Linked DNA regions of Mus musculus: region 1 is linked to region 2. A link is a loop called in an ENCODE intact Hi-C map of the cell type or tissue named here. Cell type or tissue: heart. All regions are shown on one strand. Links, peaks and the distances in the headings refer to the core of each region. The heading gives the core; the rest is flanking DNA. Region 1 has its middle 2.6 kb from the start of Pi4k2b. Region 2 has its middle 17 kb from the start of Sepsecs.

Region 1 (2,922 bases), core at 305-2,804, 52 kb before region 2:
GAACCCCATCCACTGTGAGTAATGCCATCCACCTACTATTTTGAAATTTTTATCTTGTTTGTTTCATCCTTCTTTATTGTTGTTGTTTTTTGGATGGGACAAATGTTCTATGTGCAGTTTTATGAAGAACATAGATTCTATAGTTCAGTGGCTTTTTGTTTCTTTGTTTGTTTTTGCTTTTTTTCTAAGATGGGATTTCTCTGAGTTGCCCTGGCCATCCTGGCTGGCCTTAAACTCAGATCTACCTGCTTCTGCCTCTCAAGCACTGAGATTAAAGGTGTGCGCCACCACCACATGGTGGTTGGATGGTTTTTATCTCCCAGTTGATTCTATTATTTAAGTATTGCCAGTGTTGTGCAGGTTACCCATTTACCACAGACTTTTTCATCTAGTACTGAGAGGAGGTTATTACAATCCTTATTACTGTGGATTTGTATGCTCAGTTGGCTTTTATGACTTCCTAGTAATTTTAGATTTTGAATTAAAATACTACATGTGTGTGTGAAGGTCAGAGAACAACTTGCAGAAGTTAGTGTTCTCTTTCCAGCCTGTAGGTCCTGCAGAATAAAAGAAACACAAGATCAGTAGCAAGCCCTGCGCCAGTCCTGCTTTGGCCTTCTTAACAATTACTCTAAACTATTTTTTCTTATCTCTAGTTATTCTCTGGCTTTGAAGTCCGGGTTGTCTGATATTAGTAACTGCTTTACCCTTCTTAGGCTTACTGCTCGTCCTAGGTAAATATTTTCCACTCTTCATTCTATTAGTGTCTTTATATTTAATTTTTCTATGTGTCACATATAGTTTACAGTGTGGACTTTTAAAATCCAGTTTGGTAGTCTCTATATTTCAGTTGGAGTTTTTAGTCCATGTACATATAATATAATGATAACATGGATGGGTTTAAACCTACTATTTTGAAATTTTTATCTTGTTTGTTTCATCCTTCTTTATTGTTGTTGTTTTTTGGTTTCTTTTGTGTTAATCTAGTATTTTTTTGTTAGTTCATTCTAGTCTCACCACTGGTTTTCTGCTAATATTTCTTTTATGTAAATTTTTAATGGTTGCTCTGGGGCTCATGGTATACAACCTTAAATTATTCTAATGTATTAAGAGGTTATATTATACTAACTGTCATAAAATACAAGAACCCTGCAAAGCTGTAGCTCATTTATCAGCCACTTTTAATGGTTTTATCGCCAAGTAAAATAGACCTGCATACATTAAATACGACATAAACATTTAGCTTTAAACACTTGTGTATTTTAAACAAGTTAATAATTTCTGGCATTTTATATTTACTATTTCTAGTATTCTTCATTCCTTCTTTTTTCAATATTGAAAATATTGAAATTTTTGATGTGAGAAAGACTAAGTCAACTTTTTAAAACAAACACGCCATAACAATATGGCACGATTTCCATAATCAACACCCATAAAATGGCATCAGTACAAAAATCTAAGCAAATCTTAAAAGAAACCGGCTATAAACGTAAAGAATTCTTATAATTTGTAAATTTGAATTGTATACTTGCATTTATGTCACATGCTCCTCCCTTTCCCTGTGAAGCTTCTTCCTAAAATAAATATTACACGATGGCTCTAATTACTAATGTACTGTTTTATTACCTCTTTTATTTATTAATTATTATTATTATTATCATCATCATTATCATTATATGTAAGTACACTGTAGCTGTCTTCAGACAGACCAGAAGAGGGCGTCATATCTGGTTGTGAGCCACCATGTGGTTGCTGGGATTTGAACTCAGGACCTTCTGAAGAGCAGTCAGTGCTCTTAACTCGCTGAGCCATCTCTCCAGCCCCTGTTTTATTCCCTCTTAGAAGTCTGATTTTCTACCTAGTACCATTTTCCTTCCCAGTGAAGAAATTAGCACGGTTAGTTATAACACAGATCTGGGGATGATGTCTATGGTTTTATTTACTTGGGGTGGTTTATTTCACCGGCATTTTCAAATGGTCGTGGATCGCACGTCGGTCGCCTTTCTTGCCACCATGACCAAAGCATCTGATGGAAACAACCCAGGAGAGGAAAGATCATTTTCAATTATGATTCCAGAAATTCCAAGTCATCTGAGTGGGAAAAGGTCTTACAGGAGGTGCCTGAGGCAGAGACACCCCCCTCCCCCCCCCCATTAGGAAAGACATGGAGCAAAAGCCATGTCCCATATCAAAGGCACTGTCACCTCCAGAGTCACATACTTCTGCCCACCAGACCCATCTTCCTAAAGGCTGTACCACCTCTCACATCAGCAGCCTGGGAACAAAGCGTGAGCCGGCGGAGGAGGGCATTCCAGATGCCAACCACAACTGCTATTGTTACTGCCCTTATCCAAGCTCAGTTCTAAAATATCTTGTGTGGCCTTTGTTATCTCTGAGTCCACCTACCTGTCCCATTTGTACTATGACACTATTTTTCTGGTGGGCATTAAGATTTTATCTTTGTCTTTGTTTTTTTTTTGTTTGTTTGGCTTTTGTTTTTTCATGATTTTAGAGCTTTATTGTAGAAAGGCAGAGAGAGAGAGAGAGAGAGAGAGAGAAAGAGAGAGAGAGAGAGAGAGAGAGAGAGAGAGAGAGAGAGGAGAAGGGAGGGAGGAAGGAGAGCAAGAGATGAGAGTAAGAGAGGTGAGAGCTTGAGCTGCTATAGTTTTAAATAACTACACTATGGTGTGGTTTCTCCTTAGAGATAGCCTGCTTGGATTTTGCTAAGACCTTTTGTGAGCCATGCTGTAAGTGCTGGGAATGAAGCCCAGGTCCTTGCTAAGAGCAGCTGTTACTCTTAACCACTGAGCCACCTGCCTGCCTCTCCAGCCATGGCTGAGATTTTTCTTAAGCTGTAGATTTATGTTTTAAAAAAATTGGGGGGGGGTGTTGATCTCATTTGTTTCTTCAAATGTTTTTTTC
Region 2 (2,922 bases), core at 98-2,597:
GGGACATGTCCAATAAGAACTTGGAATTCCTCTTCATGCAAATGAAGCTTCTCTAGCCCCCCCAGCCCCAGCCTGTAATGTACACTCAGCCCAAAGCCCACTTCCCACGCCCCGAGGTTGGTATAGCCCTTGTTCACCACCAATAAAGAGAACCGGTTCGCTGAAAACCATCTTTGGAGGAGGCTGTTTCTTCTGCACTCACACAGACTCTCACCCACCTGAGTCCAGCCCAGTGCACAATGGTACTTGGATACCCCAAGTTGGCAGGATTCAGGGTGCCCCAGCCTCAAGTCACCCCTCTGCAGAAGGCACTCCTGTTTTCCTGCCTTCCTTCTCTTCTTGGTATAAAAGCCAGTCAAGGAACACTGGAGGCACCTTGGCCTCGGGAAGCAAGTCTGCAGGTGAACTTTGTCCTGCATTCCAAGAGCACAGTGCTACATTTGCTGATCCACCCAGTCAAAAAAAAAAAAAAAAAAAAAAAGATTTAGAAAGGTATTGAGATTCCTTTAGAGGTTATATTGAGATAGAAATGAACAGTGTCTTTGTCATGTATGTGGTGTACGTGTATGTATGTATGTATGTATGCTACCAATGCCTGTGAGAGAGCTGCAAGCAGGGGAGGTGGTATTTGCAATTACACTGCTATCTGACCCTTGCTTGAAGCTCAGAATAGCAACAGTCAGGAGAGAGCAAAAACAAATCTCTAGTCAGCACTCCATTCTGCTCTGACAGTCACTGTGATTCATGTACCAGGCCATTAATCCAGTAAGAAGCCACTAAACGGCAGACGAACAAAACCAGGAATGGCCTGTGAGAGCTGTCAGTCATGCCTCCCAGCACCTTTATGTACTTGAAAGCGAAGGGGATTCTAGGAGTATGTGGAGAGTACCCGGAACTCCAGTCTCCAATAGCAACCTGGGAATAAATTGAGGACTTATTTTATACAAGTGGCTAGGCTGGCACAGGGATGAATAGGAAGCCTGGGGTTGATCTTTAGGAGATCAAAACTGGAGAGAAGTCTCAATTTCTGCTTTTCCTTGCTTTGTTCTCAGCCAGTCCTGCAAAGCAACCCTTAATGTATCCTCCAAACCTCCTTTCCACCCCAAGACTAATGCCTCTTTCCTGATAATCCTGCCCCATTTTCTGCCTTTTAGCACTGGGGATCAAATCAGGACCTTGCAGACACTGGGTATACACACTATAGCTGAACTGAACGACAGGTCTTCCTGTCCCTTTCTTAGGTAGAAGTGGACACTTGCAGATTTTCTTTCCTAAAAGCAATGTGATCCTATCATGTTAACTGGTAGGAAGACTTTCCCTCTGGTTTTAAGGAAGAAACTCAAGCTCCTTACTAAGGCTCTTTACTTTCATTACCCTGCTGGCTCCCCAGGCCTGCCCACAGTAGAATTCTTTAATCCAGGCATTCTCTTGCTAATTTCTAGGTGTGTTAGCTCCTTTTCCTGTTGCTGTAATAAAATATCCTGACAAAAACAATTTAAGGGAGAATGAGTCTCTTCTGGCTCACAGTTCAATGTCACAGTCCATCATAGTGGGGAAGTCACGTCACCAGGAGCTCCAGACAGCTACTCATGTCAAGAAGCAGAGAGCAATGAATGCTTGTGCCCAGCTAGCTTTCAGATATGCAGCCTAGGGAATGGCACCACCTGCAGTGGCAGTGAGCAAATCTTCTCATTCCACTCAACCTAATCAAAATAATCCCTGAAGGCATGTCTGGAGGCTTGTCTCCCAGGGGATTCTAGATTTTATTTAGTTGACAACACAGACTAAAGATCATACCGGACCTCTATGTTCCAAGCAGCTGTTCCCCCTACAATATATCCTCAACTCTCATTCTGTTAGCTAAGACTTCAAGACACCACCCCATCTTCTCTTACTGCACCCTATGTGAAGGTATCTCCTACCTGTGCTTTCTCCTCTATCACATACACTGTGCCTGAGTCCTAAGTGTCTCAGTGAATCAGACTGCAAGAACTTGGATTCCTCTTTGCCCGCTCAGCACCTGGTGGGGTCCCAGGCACCTGCTACATGCCCAGTGTTTGCTGACTGGACTTGAACAAGTGCTTCTGCAAGATCATAATAAATAAGACAAGAGTGGCTTATTCAGGGACAGCTGTAATGTGCATCTATCTCTATGTAATCCCTACTTGGCTTCTAATACTGCACTTAGAAAAATTGTCATGGGCAATTGAACACCTCATGGTTCCTGACTGATGTATGGGAGTGGTATGCTCTCAGAAAGGAGACAAGGTTTATTATCTGTGAGGAAATCAAAACACAAGTCTTCGGTATAATGCTGCCTCTCCATGATATGAACACTGGTGTTCAAGTGGCACATGTATAGAAGGTGTATGTGCTAGCAGATTGAATATTTACATAAGTACATAAGTACAAAGTTTACAACCTGTGATTTTGTTGAACCCTTTGCCTTATTTTGACTCAGTTTTGCTTAACAGATTAAAAATCAGTTTCCATGGGCTACTATAAAAAGAATGCTACAAGTACGGTAGTTTCAGACGTATTCTCTGGAGCTGCAGAGATGGCTCAGCATCAGGAGTGCTTTGTTGATCTTCCTGAGGACCTGAGTTCGGTTCCCAACATCCCTGTGGAACAGCTTACAATCCACAACACCAATACCCTATTCTGGCCTCTGAAGGGCAACTACCCACCTGTGGCAGATACTCACACATACATGTACACTCAAACAAACAAGCAAGCAATCTGTCCTTTCACAATTCTGGAGGCCAGAGACCCAAAATCAAGGTACCAGCCATCTGTATCATCCCATGAAAGATCCAAGAGAGAGTTCCACAGCCTCTTCCAGCTTTGGTGACTTCAGACAGCCTTTGACCTATGACCGCATGGCTCCAACATTTATGTTTTACAGGACTTTCTCCTCTTCTG

What was found. Peaks named below come from ENCODE experiments on the same cell type or tissue, not always from the same donor. Only the 100,000 strongest peaks of a DNase experiment are listed, where the experiment ranks them.
Region 1: it touches region 2 in a loop (6-fold over the local background); 4 of 42 quality-filtered maps call a loop at or near these places.

Annotation. Positions count from the first base shown.
Region 1 is chr5:52,737,524-52,740,445 of GRCm38, reverse strand. No RefSeq gene overlaps it. Among named protein-coding and RNA genes, the nearest start is that of Pi4k2b, 2.6 kb to the left of the region's middle. In heart, for the core only: no CTCF peak of the experiment used is centred there; no DNase peak of the experiment used is centred there.
Region 2 is chr5:52,685,720-52,688,641 of GRCm38, reverse strand. No RefSeq gene overlaps it. Among named protein-coding and RNA genes, the nearest start is that of Sepsecs, 17 kb to the right of the region's middle. In heart, for the core only: no CTCF peak of the experiment used is centred there; no DNase peak of the experiment used is centred there; H3K27ac peaks cover 673 bases.